Linked DNA regions of Homo sapiens: all the other regions are linked to region 4. The links are chromatin contacts, found by Hi-C or POLR2A ChIA-PET in ENCODE. All regions are on one chromosome and are shown on one strand. The core of a region is the stretch at or near the end of the contact, and the rest is flanking DNA. Distances in the headings are between cores, read along the strand shown.

Region 1 (3,977 bases), core at 532-3,031, 1.5 Mb before region 4:
AACGTTTTGCCACGCTCCATGAGAATGCACTTTACATATGACTTGAAAGGCTCAACGTATAAGCGAAGAGCATCCCGTAAAGAGAGAGAGAAATCCAACCCCACATTTAAGGACTTAGATTTCCTGCAAGACATGCACGAAGGGTTGTATTTTGATACGGAAACATACAACGCGCTTATGAAAACACTTCAGAGAGACTGCCGGGTAAGGAAGTTTGATTGTTGTGATTTCCTTTGAACTCTGTGCTCATGTAAACTGTGGCTGCCACTTATTGAAAGCATAGAAATAAGGAATGTCCAAAGTGGCAGACATGTGGAATCCTATCTTTCCCAATCCTGGCGCTGAGCCATGCTTCCCTGATATTGAAGGAATTGGTAGATGATAAGGGAGTTATCTAGAGTCCTTAACCTACATCTCTGTTGATTTTACTAATAAGCTAAGTCAGCTTTCTTTGATAAAATGAAACAAGAAAGCTTTGTTTTCTTTTCTTTCTCCGCTGTGGGGAAGATAGTTTAACTAGAAAGAAATAGAATTTAGGTTTAATGTGGTGTTGAGTAAGAAAAGCCGTATAGAAATCTTGGAAGAAGTAAGACTCGAACTGGGGAGACAAGTTTAAAGAAAATGTACTTGGGATTAATAATGGCTCCCTAGAGATCAGTGTGGATGCAAAACTATGATATGAGCAGCACGTTTGCTGAAATTATTTTATGTGGTCTGAATAAGAGGTGAGCAGGAATGAAGCTTGCCAATTAGGGCAGACACCATTCCATGCAAACTTAGCTGGAGTGATTGTCCAAAGTGGGGAGGAATTCCCCCAGGCTGCAATGCTTTAAAAAAAAAAAAAAAAAAAAAACTAAGGGAAGATTTTTTCTAACATGGTGAAAAGAGATAAAAATTTTTTTAGAGAAAAGAAAAATGCAGTGCTAATAACTTCTGAAGGATAATAATCATGGGAGAACCGTCCAGCCACTTGGCTAAGTTGGGTAGTGGAGGTGGGCAGAAAGCATGATGGCACAGGCTGTGGTTTTCTGCACTTTCCATGGGCCTGGACGGATGACCCATGTTGTTATAGGGGAGGGGAGACACTTCTCTGCCAGACCCAAACTCACGTGAAGGTGAGGAAGACAGTCTGACACCCCTTCTAAGGTATAAAGTAGGGAATTTCCACTAAGGAACACAGGTCTACTGTTTCTGTTTTTTTTTTTTTTATTTCTTCCTTTCTGCCTGTTATAGCTTGCATGATTGTGCACAAAAATGTGTCCTTAGAATTGTTTTTCTTTATTGACAGAGATGTTACTCCTATTGTTTAGCTACCGTTTATTGAATGCTTACAGTATGCCAGGTTAGTCTAAGGTTTTTTTAATGCATCATTTCACTTAATTCTCTCAGCAATTCTTTGGAGTCAGTACTATTCATACTTCCATTTTAATTGCTGAAGAATTGGGTTCTTAAAGAGATTCAGAAACTTATCCAGCATTACTTACCAAGTCAATGACAGAGCCCACATCTGTTTGGGTACAAAGGCATGTGCTTCTAACAACTAAAACTTAAAGTCTCACTCTGAGGATTTTTTTTTAATTATCTTTTCAGAAGTCAGGGAAGGAGCAGTAGGAACCAAGCAAACAGACGAACAAAAAACGTCCAGCAGATATTCAGATATCTGAGTGGATTTGAGTGATGCATGTTTTTCTATTCAAAAAACGTAAAAACAGAACACACATATTTTAGTAGAAATCTTTTTCCTGTGTTTTTTCTGCCCTTTACAGGATGTGGGTAAAAAGTGACTCTCAATTCCCCAGAGTTTAGTGTCAGCCTCTCCAGTTTTAAGTTTGCTTTCTCTTTTGTGTGCTTCTTGCCTCTTTAGTATGGAAAGCCTTTATCTGCTGCCTTCTAATACCACATGCTTCTCTGCCAGAAAAAAAAAAAAAAGCAAATGTAAAAGAGCCATTGCTCAGGATTTGTCTATTTATTAGTGTTTCCTGAGCTCAGGACTGAGACCGCGAGGTCAAACCAAACTTTTCATCACAAGTGAGACCCTGGAGATTTGCCTTTTTATTTTTTATTCTTTGGCAGGTTTGTTGTTCTAAGGAACATAAAGGTCAAGGTAGAGGTATCCTGAGGCTAACTCCCTCTTACTCACTGCATTTGCAGTTGTACAAGACACAGATCCTGGACATTCTTCAAAATATGTACATCTGCCTTCAGAAAGGCTTCTCTTGGGCTGGTATGGGAGTGTGTAAATGCTGAGCTGTAGGGGAACTCAGCTCCCTTCCCTGATCTGTCCTGACCATGACCAAGTCCTCTGGGATCTGGATTCAACAGCTGGTGCTCTGAGCAGAGCTGCCTCAAGGAAAGCCTATTTCTGGAATGGTGAATATTAATATTTAATAGTCAAGGGCCTCTTAGTAAATCGTATGAATGCTGTGAACTCTCCTCCCCCCAAAAAATGCCCATCCTCGTGATGGATCGTGAATCTCTTGGAGCCCGTTGTTCCTTCCCTTCCTTCTTCCCCAAGGCTCAGAATCCCCTTCCTAGAGTTACCTCTCTCTCTCTTCAGGTCATCCTCTGAAAGGCCAACTCACTGGATGATTGCAATAGGATATGTGGTTGACATCGCCCCAATATTGCCCTTGCTTTGCAGAGCTGAGCCTCAGTGCTGGCTGAGGGGCTGCAGAGACCCAGAGGGTCTGCAAGGTTAGTCTGAGCTGAGGCCAGCACCTATCAATCAGGAATCTCCTCTGCTAAAATTCCTGTGAGACAGTATGGCTAAGGCTCTAGAAACAAACCAGTTAGAGAAATGTATTACTGTATCAGCACCCCAGGCAGAGAAAGGTGAACTAAACCTATATTAGGATATATGCTTCTATTCACTTATCAGCACATATTGCAAGCACACTACATGCCAAGCATGAGGTGCACGACCTTTATTTTTTATCAATTGCCATACAGTCTAGTATGTGCAATGATATTATATTGTGAAGATTAGAGTAGGGAACATTGTAGCTTGCTTTTAAAGGATGAGAAGCTTTCTCCGGATAGGCAAAGCAGTAGAAGCATATTTCTAGGATAAGAGAACAATAGGTATGAAACAATGGGTGTGAAATAGCACAATGTGTTCCGGGAGCTATAGTTGTTTGGTTTTGGGGCAGTTAATAGGGAGAGCATGTGGGGTAGAAGAGGAAAGTGGCCACATAATATGAGAGCCACATATTGTCAGAAGACCCTTTCTGGTGGTGCCAGGGAGCTCTTAAGGACTTAGCAGTAGCAAATCCAAGAATCCCAGACCTTTGGACCCCAGCTTCTTTGTTGTTCCCAGACGGATTTGTTAAGCCTCTTAACCTATGGCTGACCTCCCCCTGCTTCTTGGCGCCCCCACCTCTCCTTTCATATTTTGGCTTGACATCTCAGACCCTGGAATTCTATTTCCTTTAGCATGAGTGCTGGCCGGAAGGGCCAGCTTGACCTAGCTTATTCCCTGCTCCCCATGGACTGCTTCCCTGACTGCCAATCAGAGCTGCCGTTTCTGAGCTCTGCGTCTGAAAAGACCTGAACAGCCTCATCCTGCACTGAGTCCTCCTGACACATACCATCTTCTCCTGGCATCCTTGTGGCAGCCCCTGAGTCCCTTTGCCTGGCTTCCCCAAGCCCAGTCCCAGACCCCTGTGTATAATAAGCCTGCCCTTTGGGATGGTTCATTCCTGACCAACTCCTCCATGTAGCACATTGGCCACTTGGAACTATTCTAGAAAACTGATCTTCTTTTATGCCTCAACCCTGCTGAGCCCAATTCCCCCACAGGATCAGAGGGCTCTTTCCAAAAGCAGGCATCCAGATGTCAGGTTCTGCACCCCATCTCCACATTGCTATTCCCCATTGGCTGTGTGTGGTGGGGGAGAAATGGATATGTAAATGATGAGTCCCCTTTCTTGAAGGCTTTCCTATCCCTTGGTCTGACCCTCTATATGCTCACTGCCACA
Region 2 (3,991 bases), core at 1-2,500, 1.9 Mb before region 4:
ACCAATTACTTGTAATTTTAAACAATTTTTATTACTTGCAGTTTCCCTCCTATTTATGTTGCAGTATGCCCTCTTTCCCCACACTCACTAGTAGTAATAACATTTTTGAAAAAAAGAAATGAAAGCAGATGTACACTTGCTTTACTCACAGTGAAACAGCATAGACATGGAGAGAAAGCGTCTTGTTCTTCAGCCATCTTGAAGGTGTAGAAGAAACTCAAGCAGAAGAGCAGTTGTAATAACAGAAGAGAAAATCAGGCCACATTCTCAGGGCTGGGGCAAAATAAAAAGAATGTAAGAAAGAGGCAGTCAAACACTAAGAAGTTGCCTTGAAGAGTCATTTCAGGAGACCTTTGGCCCTTTACCTGAGCTGTATCCTATCTTCTGGATCTGCCTTCTCTCCCATGCCAACTTTTCCATTTTCTCCCCCTTGCCACTACTCAGCACTGATTATGAGAGTAAGGGGCCATTTAAAGGTGGCAACACTGCAGAAGAGAGAGACTGATGATTCACCAAAGTTCACAGACAGTATGAAACTGATGGGAAAATGGATACGCTGGAGGGGTATGGTTCACACCTCTAGAGAGAAAAGTTCTGGGACTCAGTGGAGGCCAAGCCAAAGTCCCCCATCACTGTTTCCATCTCCTTCTCAAGAGATCCACCAAGGAAATGATACCTTGCTTTTAAACTAGTCTATTTGCTTATTATTCTTCCTCTTAAAAATTCACCCATCAGGCCGGGTGCGGTGGCTCATGCCTGTAATCCCAGCACTTTGGGAGGCCGAGATGGGCAGATCACGAGGTCAGGAGATAGAGACCACCCTGGCTAACATGGTGAAACCCCATCTCTACTAAAAATACAAAAAACATTAGCCGGGCGTGGTGGTGGGCACCTGTAGTCCCAGCTACTCAGCAGGCTGAGGCAGGAGAATGGCTTGAACCCGGGAGGCGGAGCTTGCAGTGAGCCAAGATCGCACTACTGCACTCTAGCCTGGGCGACTAAGAGAGACTCCATCTCGAAAAATAAAAAAATAAAAATAAATTAAAAAAAAAATTCACCAATCAGCAGAAGTGTCTGACATAGCAGTAAGCAACAACATGTTATTTGGTTGACAGCCAAATTATCTTAAACCATAATCACTCTTTCAACACTGTTCCTTTGAGCATGACAGATCCATGAGGATTGTTCTGAACACTGAGTGCCTTACCTTGCACATCAGAGCCCCCAAAACCTCACCCTTCTTTCAGTCTCCGGTGCAATACACAAATGCCTTAGAACTTCTCACAGCCCTATGCACTCTAGTTTCTGTTTACCAGGCACATGGGCCAATACCCTTGTTTCGAAAACAGGAAGAGCATTGCTGTGAATGAGAAGTCAGTGGGGACTTTGGAAGGAAACTAATGGTGTGTAGAAGCTGTTGCATAGGAGGGACATGGGGCCAAGAGCTGAGGCAGACTGGCCAGATTTCAGAAGGTCACTTTGGTTTAGGAAGTGAGGCTTTGTGGGAGGCAGGGAAGGGGCGCATAGGCGTAGCAAGAGATGTCAGCCCTGCCTGATTTCACGGTGGTGATTACTGAGTGATTTCTGGATTAGCCTTTCACACTTGAGGGTTCACTGAGCACTGGCCACTTCCTCCTCTTTTCCATTCTTGTTTTCTTTGCTTTTGAAACTGTCCACCCTCCCTCCTCTTCCCCCACTCAGGAGAAGATTTATATGAAGGCTTTTTTTTGGTTGGCAAAGAACAGCTTCTCACAAAGTGCATGGCACAGTAAGGTAAGCTGATGTGAGAGCAGCACGTGAGGCCCCACTCACCCTGGGTGGAACCTAGTGGGTCTCTGGGCCAGGGGACTCTGTGGAGACCAGGACTAGGTGGAACTATGGGGCAGTTGCCTAAAGTGCAAAATTTGTTGGGGGTTATAGGGGGTGGGGAGGGTGGAACTTAGTAATCAAGAAAAATCATATTTTCCAGCAATGTTTTAAAAAATCTAATTGGCAGAATATGGCTCATGGGGCAGCAGCCTGTTTCTGTAAATAAAGTTGTGGTGAGGAAATTTGGTCCTGTCTATTGGCCAAACAGAAAGATAAATTTTGTTCTAGAGGGAGGTCAATTTAATCCACAAATAAGCCAGAACAAATTTAATTTCTTTGGGGATCCTTGGAAAACTGAAAAGACCACACTTCCATGGCCACTTTGGATCAGAGCAGAAGCCTCAAGCCAGGGCAGAATCTGACTGCCTGCATTGACACCACCTGGCATGATGGGCAGGGACTTGTAAATAGGAAGCAGTTTCTGTGCCCACTTTATGAAATTCTCTGTAATATTCTGTTTCCCTTTTCTCCACTTCCTAGTTTTAATACTCTTGAATAACTTAAGTGATAGCAAAATATGTGTTGCTCAAAGATTTAGTAGAACTCCCTCATAAAACCACTGGGTCCAAGACCTTTTTTTCTCTTACTTTTTTTTCCTTGTAATTTTTTATTGACTGCTAGGTACTGTGTGTAGGATAGTAGAGACTGAGATAAACAGTAGATATGCCATGCCTGAACATGGGCACAACTCTGCCATTGCTCACCTCTCGGTGTAGGGAGTTGAGCAAATCTAGTCAAGATTTGGGCTGAGTTTGGGTTTTGTTGTTATTATGGTTCCCTTCAGTGCACTACTGGCTTCAAATTCCTCTGGTATTAACTGGTGCTTGGGGTGAGGGATGGCTTGCTGAAGGGTTTTTTTCAATGTTCCTCCTCTATCCTCAATTTTAGACCTTCACTGAGTACTCGCACCTGAGTGGGGTGGGTCTTCATACTCTTGCCTATTTTTTCAGCAGCAGACTATGCTTATTACCTGATGCTTGCTAGCTGGGTGGTAGGGGGAGGGGGTTTCTCTGTTGTCTTGATCCACCTTAGTCTTATGCAGGCCTTAAGATCCTGGTGTTGGAGACTGGGGCTTTCTCAGTGAACCTACTCTTTCTCCAGCATTAGTTTCCTCTAACAATCTGACCTCAGGATAGTTCCCTGATCCTCCCTTACAGAGGGCTTTTTCTTTTCACTTTTTCCAGCCACATGGGTTTCGCCTGTGCCCTGGGGGAAGGAGGGTTTGCCACCTCCCGACTCTAGCAGCTCAACAGAGTCCAGCTGGGGCTTGACAATTTCCTGCAGCAGCTGGGTGGAGATCCACTGGAGAAGAGCCCAGAAGTGGGTGCAAACCCCCATCGTGTCTACAGCTCCTAGTGTTTCTGTACTCCCACATTAGCCCACATTTGGCATCTAACAATTAGTTAAAAACTTCAGCTGAATTATTCTTACGATCTTGTATGACATTTGTGTCTCTTATACCTGGGCCCTGTCATAGGAGAGCCAGGGCTTGTGTCCCGGCTTCCATTGGAGGCTCCTGTCTTTCCTTAGATTGAAGCTATTCACTTGCCCTGTAACCTCAGCTCCCTGATGGAGTCAAGAAATATTATGATTTTGTAGGTTGTCAGGCATTTTCTGGTTGTTAGATGAGAGCAATACTCTTTCAGGCTTTCTAACTCCTGGGCAGAAGGGGGGATATCCTTGGCATCATTTCTTTATGGTAAACTTCAATTAGTTTTTCAAATTCTCCTAAAGGTTTTAAGGTTATCTCTTCTCCTGAAGTCATTTTTTATAATTTACAATTTCCTAAAAAACATTCCACTTACATGCCTACAAATTCTCTTCACACACACACACACACATAACGTTCACTTATAATATAATATATGGTTATAATATTATATGCAGTATTCAATTATAATTTTAAAGTCTTATCTGATTTTCTAGGTATGTCACCTTTCCAATTCTTAACATTGCTATTTGTGTCTTTATTCCTTTTTGTTTTTTTGATGAGACTAACCATAGCTATTTCATTAGATTTTTCAAAACTACTTGTTCATGTATTGATCTAAGAGTCAGCATTTGGTTTTATAATCATTCAGGCTTTTTTTAAAGAAAGATTTTATTTTGTTTATAAATTTAT
Region 3 (4,061 bases), core at 1,127-3,626, 1.4 Mb before region 4:
CGGCCGAGGCGGGCGGATCACCTGAGGTCAGGAGTTCGAGACCAGCCTGGCCAACATGATGAAACCCCATCTCTACTAAAAATACAAAAATTAGCCAGGCGTGGTGGTGGGCACCTGCAATCCCAGCTACTCTGGAGGCTGAGACAGAATCTCTTGAACCCAGGAGGTGGAGATTGCAGTGAGCAGAGATGGCACCACTGCATTCCAGCCTGGGCAACAAAGCAAGACTCTGTCTCAAATAATAATAATAATAATAACTAATGATGCAGCTTTCTCTCTCTGAGTATATAATGCAGTTCTGATGATGTGAGGAAGGGCCTCACTGTTGGTGTGGCAGAGTCTGAGACCATGGCTGGCAATGAAAACACTACCCTTTGATGCCTATGGGCTCTCCCTTTATGGTTTCAAGGAGGGCTTCTCAATCTTGGCAGAATTTTGGACTGGATAGTTCTTTGTTGCACAGGTGGGGGGCTGTCCTGCACATCACAGGATGTTTCATCCCTGGCCTCTACCTACTAGATGCCAGTAGAACATACCCACCCCACAGCTGCCTGTTGTGACAATCAAAAGCATCTCCAGATACTTTGCAGGGGGAAAATGATTTCTCCAGGCCTGGCATATACATAACAGTATTTAAGCAGCTGCCTAGAATTAATTAAACACAGAAGGATGTCTCTCATCCAGAATGCCCTGGACCACCTCTTTGATAGGCAATCAGATCCCACCTCCTCCACCCTATTTTTGAAGGCCCTGTGCCAACACCACTTCTTCCATGAATACTTCCTTGATTCCCCCATCCCTAGCTCTATATAAATCTCCCACTCAACACTCACACCTGTTAGTTTACATTCCTCTTGACACTTGTCATTTAGCATCCTAAGTATGTAAACATGTCTCTCTTCACGATTCACAAAGTGGCTTTGGAAGAACTTTAGTACCTTCCCATCTTCTCTGCCATGGAAAGTGTACACAACTGACATTTTCTTTTTTTTTAAGACAGTATCTTGCTATGATGGCCGGGCTGGAATGCTGTGGCTATTCACAGGCACAATCATAGCTCACTGCAGCCTTGAGCTCCCAGGCTCAAGTGATCCTCCCGCCTCAGCCTCCTGAGTAGCTGAGATCACAGGCATGCACTACCACACTCGGCTCACATTTGACATCCTCTAAAGCATATATAAAATGTGAAGAAAACTTTCACAATTTGCATCCCTTTGTAATATGTAACAGAAATAAAATTCTCTTTTAAAATCTATCAACAATAGGCAAGGCACGGTGGCTCACGCCTGTCGTCTCAGCACTTTGTGAGGCCCAGGCGGGCAGATCGTTTGAGCCTAGAAGTTCAAGACCACCCTGGGCAACATAGCGAAACCCCCTTTCTACAAAAAATACAAAAACTAGCTGGGTGTGGTGGTGCACACCTGTAGTCCCAGCTACTTGGAAGGCTGAAATGGGAAGACTGCTTGAGCCCGGGAGGGAGAAGTTGCAGTAAGCCAGGACCACACCACTGCACTCCAGCCTGGGCAACAGAGTGAGACTCTGTCTCAAACAAACAAATAAATGAGGCGGGTGGATCACGAGGTCAGTAGATCGAGACCATCCTGGCTAACACGGTGAAACCCGTCTCTACTAAAAAAAAAAAAAAATACAAAAAATTAGCCAGGCATGGTGGCGGGCGCCTGTAGTCCCAGTTACTCGGGAGGCTGAGGCAGGAGAATGGCGTGAAACCGGGAGGCAGAGCTTGCAGTGAGCCGAGATCGCACCACTGCCCTCCAGCCTGGGCGACAGAGCGAGACTCCGTCTCAATCAATCAATCAATCAATAAAATCTATTAACAATATTTATTGTGCACTTAACAGGAACATGCCCTGTCCAAAAAAAACTTTACAGGGCTTAACTCATTTTATCCTTACCACAATCCTATGAAGTAGGAACTTTTATAAAACGCATTTTATAAACAAGGCACAGAGAGGTTAATTAACTTGCCCTCTGGTCACACAGCTAGGAAGTGGGCAGAGTACAGATTTACACAAGGCATCCGTCTCCTGGCCCCACATACCCAACTGCTGTAAACCCATACCGGCGGCCAAGCAGCCTCAATTTGTGCATGCACCCACTTCCCAGCAAGACAGCAGCTCCCAAGTTCCTCCTGTTTAGAATTTTAGAAGCGGCGGGCCACCAGGCTGCAGTCTCCCTTGGGTCAGGGGTCCTGGTTGCACTCCGTGCTTTGCACAAAGCAGGCTCTCCATTTTTGTTAAATGCACGAATAGTGCTAAGCTGGGAAGTTCTTCCTGAGGTCTAACCTCTAGCTGCTCCCCCACAGAAGAGTGCCTGCGGCCAGTGGCCACCAGGGGTCGCCGCAGCACCCAGCGCTGGAGGGCGGAGCGGGCGGCAGACCCGGAGCAGCATGTGGACTCTCGGGCGCCGCGCAGTAGCCGGCCTCCTGGCGTCACCCAGCCCAGCCCAGGCCCAGACCCTCACCCGGGTCCCGCGGCCGGCAGAGTTGGCCCCACTCTGCGGCCGCCGTGGCCTGCGCACCGACATCGATGCGACCTGCACGCCCCGCCGCGCAGTAAGTATCCGCGCCGGGAACAGCCGCGGGCCGCACGCCGCGGGCCGCACGCCGCACGCCTGCGCAGGGAGGCGCCGCGCACGCCGGGGTCGCTCCGGGTACGCGCGCTGGACTAGCTCACCCCGCTCCTTCTCAGGGCGGCCCGGCGGAAGCGGCCTTGCAACTCCCTTCTCTGGTTCTCCCGGTTGCATTTACACTGGCTTCTGCTTTCCGAAGGAAAAGGGGACATTTTGTCCTGCGGTGCGACTGCGGGTCAAGGCACGGGCGAAGGCAGGGCAGGCTGGTGGAGGGGACCGGTTCCGAGGGGTGTGCGGCTGTCTCCATGCTTGTCACTTCTCTGCGATAACTTGTTTCAGTAATATTAATAGATGGTATCTGCTAGTATATACATACACATAATGTGTGTGTCTGTGTGTATCTGTATATAGCGTGTGTGTTGTGTGTGTGTGTTTGCGCGCACGGGCGCGCGCACACCTAATATTTTCAAGGCTGGATTTTTTTGAACGAAATGCTTTCCTGGAACGAGGTGAAACTTTCAGAGCTGCAGAATAGCTAGAGCAGCAGGGGCCCTGGCTTTTGGAAACTGACCCGACCTTTATTCCAGATTCTGCCCCACTCCGCAGAGCTGTGTGACCTTGGGGGATTCCCCTAACCTCTCTGAGACGTGGCTTTGTTTTCTGTAGGGAGAAGATAAAGGTGACGCCCATTTTGCGGACCTGGTGTGAGGATTAAATGGGAATAACATAGATAAAGTCTTCAGAACTTCAAATTAGTTCCCCTTTCTTCCTTTGGGGGGTACAAAGAAATATCTGACCCAGTTACGCCACGGCTTGAAAGGAGGAAACCCAAAGAATGGCTGTGGGGATGAGGAAGATTCCTCAAGGGGAGGACATGGTATTTAATGAGGGTCTTGAAGATGCCAAGGAAGTGGTAGAGGGTGTTTCACGAGGAGGGAACCGTCTGGGCAAAGGCCAGGAAGGCGGAAGGGGATCCCTTCAGAGTGGCTGGTACGCCGCATGTATTAGGGGAGATGAAAGAGGCAGGCCACGTCCAAGCCATATTTGTGTTGCTCTCCGGAGTTTGTACTTTAGGCTTGAACTTCCCACACGTGTTATTTGGCCCACATTGTGTTTGAAGAAACTTTGGGATTGGTTGCCAGTGCTTAAAAGTTAGGACTTAGAAAATGGATTTCCTGGCAGGACGCGGTGGCTCATGCCCATAATCTCAGCACTTTGGGAGGCCTAGGAAGGTGGATCACCTGAGGTCCGGAGTTCAAGACTAACCTGGCCAACATGGTGAAACCCAGTATCTACTAAAAAATACAAAAAAAAAAAAAAAAGAAGAAGAAGAAGAAGAAAATAAAGAAAAGTTAGCCGGGCGTGGTGTCGCGCGCCTGTAATCCCAGCTACTCCAGAGGCTGCGGCAGGAGAATCGCTTGAGCCCGGGAGGCAGAGGTTGCATTAAGCCAAGATCGCCCAATGCACTCCGG
Region 4 (4,393 bases), core at 765-3,264:
GTCACATGGCCAAAAAAAAAAAAAAAAAAAAAAAAAAAAGTCAGCTCTGAAACCTGGCTCATCAGGAGGACTCATGAGTGAAGTTAACCACCATTACTTGATCAGACTCCTATGCTGCCTGAAGCCGGGTTATTTTAAACCTCTCGGGGGACTCCCAGCCAAATTTAAAACCACCTTGGCAAGCCCAAAAAAGTAGCAGGCATCCAGTTAAATGAGTCCTTAGTCATCCCTAAAAGGCTCGAAGTAAAGTGCGCCGCGTCCCCCCTCGGTTTCAACCACTTCTCTGCAACCCGACAAGAGAATTAAATAAAAGATACGCCATCTGACTTCCCCGCTGCCAGCGTCTCCCAGGTGGGGTGGCCCCACCGTCGCGGGGTGCGGGAGAGTCCCGGGGGCGGGGCGGGACAGGGGAGGGGCGGACACCACTCCCCGCGAAGCCACGCACCGCACTCGCTCTGCCCGCCAGTTTAAGGCTCTCCGTGGCTCCCGGAGGCCGGGGACAATTAAGGAGAGAGTGAGCTTTCCGCCAATGCACATTTAAATTATTTAAAGAGTTAAACCGCATCTTATCCAACATGTTTGCACCCTTTCGGCCGAGTGCAGTGTCCCGAACGCCCAGGAACGCTGCCTGGCCAAAGGTTAACTAACCCCAGAGCTCCGGGGGAGAGGGCGACGCCGCTAACCTGTATGCACTCTGTAATGGGCTTTGAGATGGGAGGATTTTCCATAGACTTTCCCACAGCCACTGTAGGGGCACTTGTGCCTCTTTTCGGAGGCGTGTTTCCCCTTCGCAGCCACTCCAGGATGGAGGAGGGAGAGCGGGCTGGGCGCGCTGCCAGGATCCTGTCTCTCCTCCGGGCTGTGGGAAGGACTCGACCCAGATTCGGTGGTCACGTCGCTGTCGGATCCCATATCCTCATCTGGACTTTCCAGACTGTCGCTGCACACGGAGGGGGTCTGGATGGGTCGGTACTTGTTCAGGTCCAACAAGCTCTTGGCGATGGTGACCAGTGTGCAGTAATCCTTCCAGGTGTCCCCCGGGTCACCGTGCTCCTTGGTCACCTCGCGCTCAGGTAGTCGCAGCCGCTCGGCGTCCGGAGCGACCCCATGCTCCGGCACCGCAGCGCGGTTCGAAATGGAAACCAGACACTGGGCAGCCACGAAGTCCATGTAGGCGGCCGCGGACATGGTGCGGGCGACGGCAGCCCAGGCGGCGCGGACAAACTTGGCGGTGGCTGCGGAGGTTCGGCTCGCCCTGCCCTGGCCTCGGACGACGAGCGCGGCGCGGCGCGGCACGGCGCGGCGGCCAAGGGGGCGGGGGCGCGGGGCGCTTCCGACTCGCAGGAGCGCCGAGGCGACCTCAGCCCCTCATCTTTACGTAACCGGCAGCGCCTCCGCACGCAGCATCCACGGCCCCGGGCTCCGCCGCGCCGCCGCCTCTAGCCGCCGCCCCTGCCCCGCGCCGGCCGCGATCCCCCGACGGGCGCGCCGGCCCCTCTGAGCCGGCTCCCTTGGAAAGATGCCACACGTGGCGGTCGCAAGTTTATTCGACTGAAAACGCCCCCGAGGCGCTGGGAGAGGAAACTGCAAGAGAGGTGCACGCCCTCGGCCGCCTCGCCGTCGAGCCAAAGCCCCAGGACATTCACCCGATCACCCCGACGCGGGTGGCGAGGGTCCCGCCGAGCGCCAGGTCTAAGAGACACTTTTTCCCGAGTCCACTGACGGCTTCTGAACCCCTGCTCCGGCCGGTCCGCACCGTTCCGGCATTCTCTTGCTCAGTAACAATTTCGCAGAATCCCATCACGTCACAAACCAAACCCCCTCCAATTGGCCAGTGGGGAGGGTGATTCAACTCTGTTTACTTTCTCCCCCTGCCAGTCAGAACGGCCTTCGGTGGAGAGGTGCGTCTAGAACTGAGGCGTGCGGCCAATCCGACTGTTCCGTTTCGCTGCCTCGTGCTACCCCTACAGCCTCGAACACTGACATTTAAAAGGGTAACAGCTGGGAGGCAGGGAAGGGGCAGCCGCACACTTTCGGAGTGCCTCGCGGTCCCGTGGCCGGTCCGGGCCTCCTGGCTCACGTTCCAGCTTGCGGAGCTTTGGGACACATCTTTCCTAGTCAGTTGCGCTCGTTCCTATGGCAAAAGAGAACTTCAGCTTCGGTTTTCCAGCTCCCAAACAGTTAAGTGACTTCCTGCAAACGCTACAGTCCCAGCAACCAGCCTTCCAATCAAAAGTAAGTTGGTTGATGTCACTGGCATTGGCTCGGCCAATCACAAGGGCGTTCCGAAAGCAAGCGCTCGACACTTGTAAACGCGAAGAGCTGTAGTGAAACTGGACACATCTTTGTATTTTGTGTTGCTGGTAGTAAATTTGAGTTATGGATGAGAGGACAGGGGTGATGAATAAATGCAGTGTGAATCTATAATTAAAAAAACCCCATTATGTCAGGATAAGTCCAAGAATAAACACAAATGAGTAAGAATTCGTTTTGTTATATATTTTTTGGATGCAGCATACTTTGGGGCAGATGTTTAAAAATTCTTCCATCCAATACATTAACTATGACCAATTCATCTTAAAAATGCAGTGCTAACAAAAGTTCTGGTTTTACAGCATAGCCTTTTTACTGCCTGAGATTCTTCCATTGAAACATCCCATCTTTGCTTGTCATATCTCTTAATTCCTCTACTTCTCTGGTGCAATTTAGTCTAAATAAATTCTTTTAGCTTTATTTGGAGGCTATTTTTAACCCACTTTCAGAAAAACGGAGACAAAAACCATTCATTTGTGTAACTTTTATAAAAAACCCACCATTCTTAGCTCTTTTTCTTTCCAGAGCCCCTGCATGGTTTTTAGGACATGTTTCTCTTCCCTCACTTCACAAATGTGGAAACTGAGTTACAGAGAAGTGACTTATTTATCTTATTAGACAGATAATGATAGAACTCAATAGAAACCACAAGTCTCCTGATTTCTAGCTCTTTGTGCTTGCAACTAAGCCCTTTTGGTTTTGTGAAATATTAACTGTGCAGAACAGATTTTTAGGGACTGGAACAAGCTGGAAATCCTTAGCCATGGAATACTGTGGCATTACTTGGTCAACAATTAGTATGGGTCTTGGAGTCTGATTAACTTGGTTTACCCCTCCGTCTGAATTAACGATGTGGTTGTTTTCCATCTTGATAGCTAGAAAAGAATCTAGGGCTAGTTCTTTTTGCAAGAGGCATACTGTCAGCACAATTCATTAAAAATAATTCACTTTCGTGAATGTGAGAGGTACCTGATTCTATGTGATGCAGATTCGGTGAGTTCCAACCCTGACCCCCCACTGGCTATTAACCTTTGTTAAGAGAAAGTTACACCAGGTTCTGGTCTCCGAGGCAAGGGTCTCAAATTGACTCTACCAATGTGAGATCTACAGTAGTTTCTTTTGACTTTGTTTTTAAAGTGGTACATCAAAAATAATAATAATAAAAAAAAAGTTAGCCAGGCGTGGTGGCTCGCACCTGTAGTCCCAGCTACTCAGGAGGCTGAGGCTGAAGGACTGCGTCAGCCTAGGTCAAGGCTGCAGTGAGCCCTGATTACACCACTGTACTACTCCAGCCTGGGCAACAGAGCAAGGCCCTGTTTTTTTTGTTTTTTTTTAAATCATAACTAAGGGTGGCTCAGGTAAGTAAGAGTATAATAGATTTTAATTAAAAAATAACAAACCTGACAAGACCAGTTCAATAAAAGTGTACAGCTTAAAAAAATAAAGAAAACAACAACAAAAATATTAAAGTGGTACAGGGAAGATATTGCAGTAGGTGACTGCAGGTGGAAGAAAGGTGTAGATAGGGGATACTGGGCAACCAAGAATATCATCACCATCAGCATCATTATCACCGACCCCTTTCATGGAGGGCTTACTCTGTGTCAGGCCCTGTACCAAGCACCCTGCATGCATCCCTGTAAGGTAGGTATACAGTGTATAAAAAACTCCAAGCCATCTTGGAGTTCTTGCATTTTTAGAACTTAATCTCTTAATTTTAGAAAAGAATTCACTGAAGCCCAGGGGAGTTTGCCTACTTCATGATTTTTCTGGGACAAATTTTGTCCCCTAGGATACACGATCACTTAGAAATTGCACCTTTGCCTGCCTCAAGGCCCAGTGCATATACCAGCGGGATCTCTCCAGGATCTCTATGATCATGGCCTGTACAACCCCTCAGACTTGCATTTTAACTGGGATTGTACTGGTGAAACAGACTGCTCGGGCCTGGACATCTATAGACAGCCCTAGGACCACCATCATCATTATTCCAGAATAGAGGAAAAGTCTGTATCTTTCCTTGAAGATTATATAATCCAGGAATTTGAATACATCAGTCACTTTAGGTTTTTTAAAAATA
Region 5 (4,428 bases), core at 996-3,495, 1.8 Mb before region 4:
ACACAAGACATGCTGAACCAAGGTTTGCTATCATCCTCCTCAAAGATCACACACAGCTAGAGGGTTGAGAGCAAGGCTGCCAACCCTGGTTGTTTTATTCTGCTCATAAAGCTTCTGTATCTTCCACTTGCAAAAACTAAATTCAGAGAAAAATAATTGGAAATAGAAAAGGGTGGTCAAAGAGAACACCAGAACCAGAAGGAGGCGAAGACCAGTTCCTTCTGTATCTGGAACTTGCCCTATATGGGTCCTTTGCCTCCTATACCAGGCTCTGGAGGAAAATCTGTTTGGTGAGCTAAGAAGTATTTTTTTTTCTAATCAAGAGAAGTCTCTATAAGCCTTCTAGAATTCTCATCCTTGATGGTGAAAGAAATTACAATGTGCATATTCTATTGTTACAGGCCAACTCCCCATTTTCTTTCCCCCAAGACTGCCTTTTCCCACACCTTATTCCTCATTCTCCCACCTCTCCACTTCTTGACATTGGCCTGGTTCTTCAAGGGCCACCTGAAATCCCACCACCTCCCCAGTGAAGGTTTCCCCTTTCTCTGGAGGCTGAAACATTTATTTTTAGTTTAAACATTTAATTGGTTTTCCTGTTTCATAGGGACTAATACCCCCCAAATAGATGATGTACTTCCTTTGTGTACTCCACAGGGATTGATACTAAGTTTCAAACCCAGAAAGTTCTAAATAGATATGCACTTTGTATAAATTATTGTTGAGAACTGGACTGATTGTAGCATTTGTGAAACTCCCACCTGGTAATAGGGATGCAACTGAAAACTCGGCAGAGTTTTAAGCCTTGGTCCCCACCCTCAAGGTGCTTTCATCCGTAAAGAGAACAAAGCCCGACCAGGTGTGGTGGCTCACGCCTGTAATCCCAGCACTTTGGGAGGCTGAGGTGGGTGGATTATCTGAGGTCAGGAGTTTGAGACTAGCCTGACCAACATGGTGAAACCCCGTCTCTACTAAAAATACAAAATTAGCTGGGCGTGGTGGCGCATGACTGTAATCCCAGCTACTCGGGGGGCTGAGGCAGGAGAATTGCTTGAACCTGGGAGGCGGAGGTTGCAGTGAGCCAAGATCGCTCTATTGCACTCCAGCCTGGGCGACAGAGTGAAACACCGTCTCAACCAAAAAAAGAGAGAGAGAGAGAGAGAGGAAGAAAAAAAAAAAAAAGCCCACAGCCTGTTATAACAGGGAGGCACTGAGGCAGAAAAGTTAGCATTATGGGTTACTTAATTTCCCTTTTTTTTTCTTAACAGTAAAATGGGTATAACAGTCATACCTACTTCATGGAGACTTTGTCAGGTTTAAATCAGATAGTGCAGAGCCTAGCATATCCTAAGAGTTCAAAAAATATAGCTACAGGTAGGTTCAGAAATTAGAAAAGCAATTGTTCAAATACCGGGGGAACAACAAACATCTTATAATTAAAAGGCTCAACTGGGTATATTTCCAGAGACAGCTGAGCTGCTATCAAGTTATTTTAAAGGTATTTTATGCTAAGTACATAGTTCACAGTAGAGATAGACACGTCTACTCATGCTAATTTCTATGCAGTGGGGCAGGGGAGAGGAATTAAGAGTTAAAGCAATGGAAAGGAGTGTGCTTCTGGGCCTGAGAAATCCCAGGTGGGAGGTGACTCTGGAAGTCAAGGCCATCATTGCTCTCTCCTACCTGAATCAAAGGAATGAGTAAATTGGAGACAAATTGATAGAGTTCCAAGTAATGAACCCGAAAGAGTTTCATTGCTTTATATTCCATTACGAGGAGAGTGTAGGGTTGAGTATGCTGACCTGCAGTGAAACTGTGTTTTATTTTTTCCAACAGAGGCCCCATTTCAACACAGGCAACATTTCCTTTTTTCTGAGGCTGCTTTGGGGAAAGCAGAAGGGAAAACAAGCAGGCAGATTGGACGTTACTGAGCTGAAATCATCTGGGCTCAGAAGCATCTTGTGAGATAGCAGACGGACTCTATGAGCCCTTGTGTCCAACTTTGGCACAGGGGGCTTAGGGGGTCCCACTCTTTGGGAAATGACTTTGGTCCACACTAATGTGCTCTATTAAAGGAGCTCCAGGAATCCTTTGAATAGGATTCTAGCAGTTTCTAGCAGTTGCTGGTCCTATCGGAAGTATCGTAACACTAAAATGCAGCTCCCCTAGCCACTGCATTTAGGGTAAGAGTACCACATGTAGCAACCAGGGGCATCTTGTTCAAAGCCTCCTGTTCCAAATTTAACTTGTGTTTTTGGTGAACTTGGTTGTGGGTGGAGTTGACACCTGCCAAGAAGGTCCCAGGTTGATCCTATTAATAGGCATGACTGTAGCTAAGGAAGTTACAGTGCTAAGTTGCACTTGGTTGAACTATAGCTTTGAATGTGATGATCCTCCTCGCCTGAATGAAAAGAAAAGAGAACCACCTGCAATTAGATTCTACAGAAGCATGTGCTGAAATACATACAGGAAACTTTGCAGGCTCAACAATGACAAGCTGAAAGTATTAGGAAGATGATAAGGTACACATCCTAATAATAGTATAGTGAACATTTCCTGCCTCCTTACTCTGTGCCAGGTAGTATACTCAAGACCATAGCTGTATTATGTCACAGTCCTTGCATCACTCTGTGTGGTATTTACTAAGGTCTTCCTTTCATAGTTGAGGTACCTGAAGCACTGAGGGGTCAGATGCCTGCCTAGGTCACACAACCAGAAAGTGCAGAGGCAGGACGTGAACACAGACCAGGTTCCAATGTCTCCACTCTTTCTATCAAACTGCCACTCTTAGTCTCTAATGTAAGCTTCATTGAACCAACACACAAAGCACCTGCTGGGTGTGGGGCAATGTATAAAATCCCTGGGGGCACAGAAAAGAAGTATAAACTTGATTGTGCTTGCAATATATTTCCAAAAAACCAATGAACTATTTGTGTGGTAAGTAATTGGATTAGAATAAGGGTCATCTCCCAAAGAAAATAGAAATCCTTCCCAGGGTGGAGACCACATCTGTTTTCCTATCCAGAGAGCTTTGCTCAAAGGCCTATACCTCCCAGGCTCTGGACAAACATCTCTTGATGCTGACGGGAGGGACATGGTGTCATAGAACAAATCAGGTCTTACGGCTGAAGGTCCTGAGTACTGGTCCCAGCACTACCCCAAATTTGTCCAGTGCCTTTGGCAAGTTAACTTACCTCTCTAGGGGTCAATTTCCATGTCTACAGAAAAGAAATAATAAAAATAAAAGTTAATGTATGCCCTAGCCTACCTCACAAAGTTTAGTGGCGATGAAATGCAGTAACTATACAAACATGCTATGGCTGGGTGTGGTGGCTCATGTCTGTAATCCCAGCATTTTGGGAGACCACGGCGGGTGGATCACTTGAGATCAGGAGTTCAAGACCAGCCTGGTCAACAGGGTGAAACCCCATCTCTAGTAAAAATACAAAAAAAAAAAAAATAGTCAGGTGTGGGGTGCACGCCTATAATTCCACCTACTCAGGAGGCTGAGGCAGGAGAATTGCTTGAACGCGGGAGGCGGAGGTTGCAGTGAGCCAAGATTGCATCACTGCACTGCAGCCTGGGTGACAGGGTGAGACTCCATCTTAAAACAAAACAAAACAAAAACCCAAAATGTGCTATGCAACACTATAAGGAATTTCTTTATGAGCTTTATTCCTTGAGAGTGCTGCAGAAAATCACCGGAGTGGATATCCCTGAGAGCTAAGCGCTTGGGTATGACTTCATGAATGAGGGGGACAACTGAAGCTATAGAGTCTTGTGGATTCTAGAATCCTTAAACTGGCCAATTCTCATTTTATGTTTGAAAGCCTGGAGTGGGATGTGAAGGATGTGATACAGAGTTGTCTCCAGCTTTGGGTTCCAGGATCTCCTTGTTTGGTGAAAGGAGCCTTGACATTTTTCCTTCCTGTAAACTTTGCCATCTTCCTTCTCTGCTTGGCAATTCATGCCTAACAAGTGACATTTCCTAGGGGCAAGATAGCATAACTGTCAAGAATAGGGAATTCCTATTATTAATTTTTTTGGTTTACTTGTAACCACCCAGTGGGTTCACCTTGCCTGCTGCCTAGACAAAGCCAATTTATCAAGGCAGGGGAATTGCAATACAGAAAGAGTAATTCACGCACAGATGGCTGTGCGGTAGATGGGAGTTTTATTATTACTCAAATCGGTCTCCCTGAGCATTCTGGGATCAGAGTTTTTAAGGACAACTTGGTGGGTAGGGGGAGGCCTGTGAGCCAGGAGTGCTGATTGGTCAGAGATGAAAGCAAGGGAGTCAAAGCTGTCTTCTTGTACTGAGTCAGTTCCTGGGTGGGGGCCACAAGATCAGATGAGCCAGTTTATCGATCTGGGTGGTGCCAGATGATCCATTAAGTGCAGGGGCTGCAAAATATCTCAAGCACTAAT

What was found. A loop is a pair of places that touch in the nucleus more often than their neighbours do. ChIA-PET counts read pairs that join two places held with the same protein, here RNA polymerase II (POLR2A). Pooled maps may share reads with other maps.
Region 1: a pooled map shows a loop between it and region 4 (10-fold over the local background). The contact joins the enhancer-like site here to the promoter of KLF9-DT in region 4. A Hi-C loop is called at or near these places in 4 of 50 pooled maps.
Region 2: a map with no recorded cell type shows a loop between it and region 4 (10-fold over the local background). The contact joins the promoter of LINC01506 here to the promoter of KLF9-DT in region 4. A Hi-C loop is called at or near these places in 2 of 37 single-sample maps with no recorded cell type and 4 of 50 pooled maps.
Region 3: a loop to region 4 is called in a map of CD4-positive, alpha-beta memory T cell, with 6 times the contacts of the local background. The contact joins the promoter of FXN here to the promoter of KLF9-DT in region 4. A Hi-C loop is called at or near these places in 1 of 168 maps with a recorded cell type or tissue (CD4-positive, alpha-beta memory T cell) and 7 of 50 pooled maps. POLR2A ChIA-PET finds 5 or more read pairs at or near these places in 2 of 52 experiments (naive thymus-derived CD4-positive, alpha-beta T cell and naive thymus-derived CD8-positive, alpha-beta T cell).
Region 5: a map of B cell shows a loop between it and region 4 (14-fold over the local background). The contact joins the enhancer-like site here to the promoter of KLF9-DT in region 4. A Hi-C loop is called at or near these places in 1 of 168 maps with a recorded cell type or tissue (B cell), 4 of 37 single-sample maps with no recorded cell type and 7 of 50 pooled maps.

What each region holds. Positions count from the first base shown.
Region 1 is chr9:68,894,435-68,898,411 of GRCh38, forward strand. PIP5K1B (phosphatidylinositol-4-phosphate 5-kinase type 1 beta) reads left to right here. Exons shown (of 16, transcript NM_003558.4): 8 at 1-204. Among named protein-coding and RNA genes, the nearest start is that of PABIR1, 120 kb to the left of the region's middle. RefSeq lists an enhancer at 1,715-1,864. Within about 2 kb of position 1,782, at least 4 of the 41 ENCODE cell types and tissues checked have a DNase peak (open chromatin) inside an H3K27ac peak, as active enhancers do.
Region 2 is chr9:68,545,352-68,549,342 of GRCh38, forward strand. It overlaps LINC01506 (long intergenic non-protein coding RNA 1506), which reads right to left and starts at 1,251. Exons shown (of 4, transcript NR_109769.1): 1 at 1,208-1,251; 2 at 366-485; 3 at 150-273. All of the region lies in intron 2 of TMEM252-DT (TMEM252 divergent transcript), which reads left to right.
Region 3 is chr9:69,033,376-69,037,436 of GRCh38, forward strand. It overlaps FXN (frataxin), which reads left to right and starts at 2,377. Exons shown (of 5, transcript NM_000144.5): 1 at 2,377-2,572. The coding sequence starts at 2,408. RefSeq lists silencers at 2,266-2,735, 3,318-3,612 and an enhancer at 2,896-2,945.
Region 4 is chr9:70,412,176-70,416,568 of GRCh38, forward strand. KLF9-DT (KLF9 divergent transcript) reads left to right here and starts at 2,015. Exons shown (of 4, transcript XR_001746710.3): 1 at 2,015-2,235. It overlaps KLF9 (KLF transcription factor 9), which reads right to left and starts at 2,482. Exons shown (of 2, transcript NM_001206.4): 1 at 684-2,482. The coding sequence starts at 1,188. It overlaps LOC124900273 (a long non-coding RNA gene), which reads right to left and starts at 631. Exons shown (of 2, transcript XR_007061576.1): 1 at 175-631. RefSeq lists silencers at 247-439, 1,175-1,354, enhancers at 515-624, 963-1,816, 1,645-1,724, 2,065-2,194 and a promoter at 1,531-2,333.
Region 5 is chr9:68,638,291-68,642,718 of GRCh38, forward strand. The region is part of intron 4 of TMEM252-DT (TMEM252 divergent transcript); the gene reads left to right. Among named protein-coding and RNA genes, the nearest start is that of PIP5K1B, 65 kb to the right of the region's middle. RefSeq lists a silencer at 896-985. Within about 2 kb of position 2,246, at least 3 of the 41 ENCODE cell types and tissues checked have a DNase peak (open chromatin) inside an H3K27ac peak, as active enhancers do; they include B cell, where a contact is called at or near this core.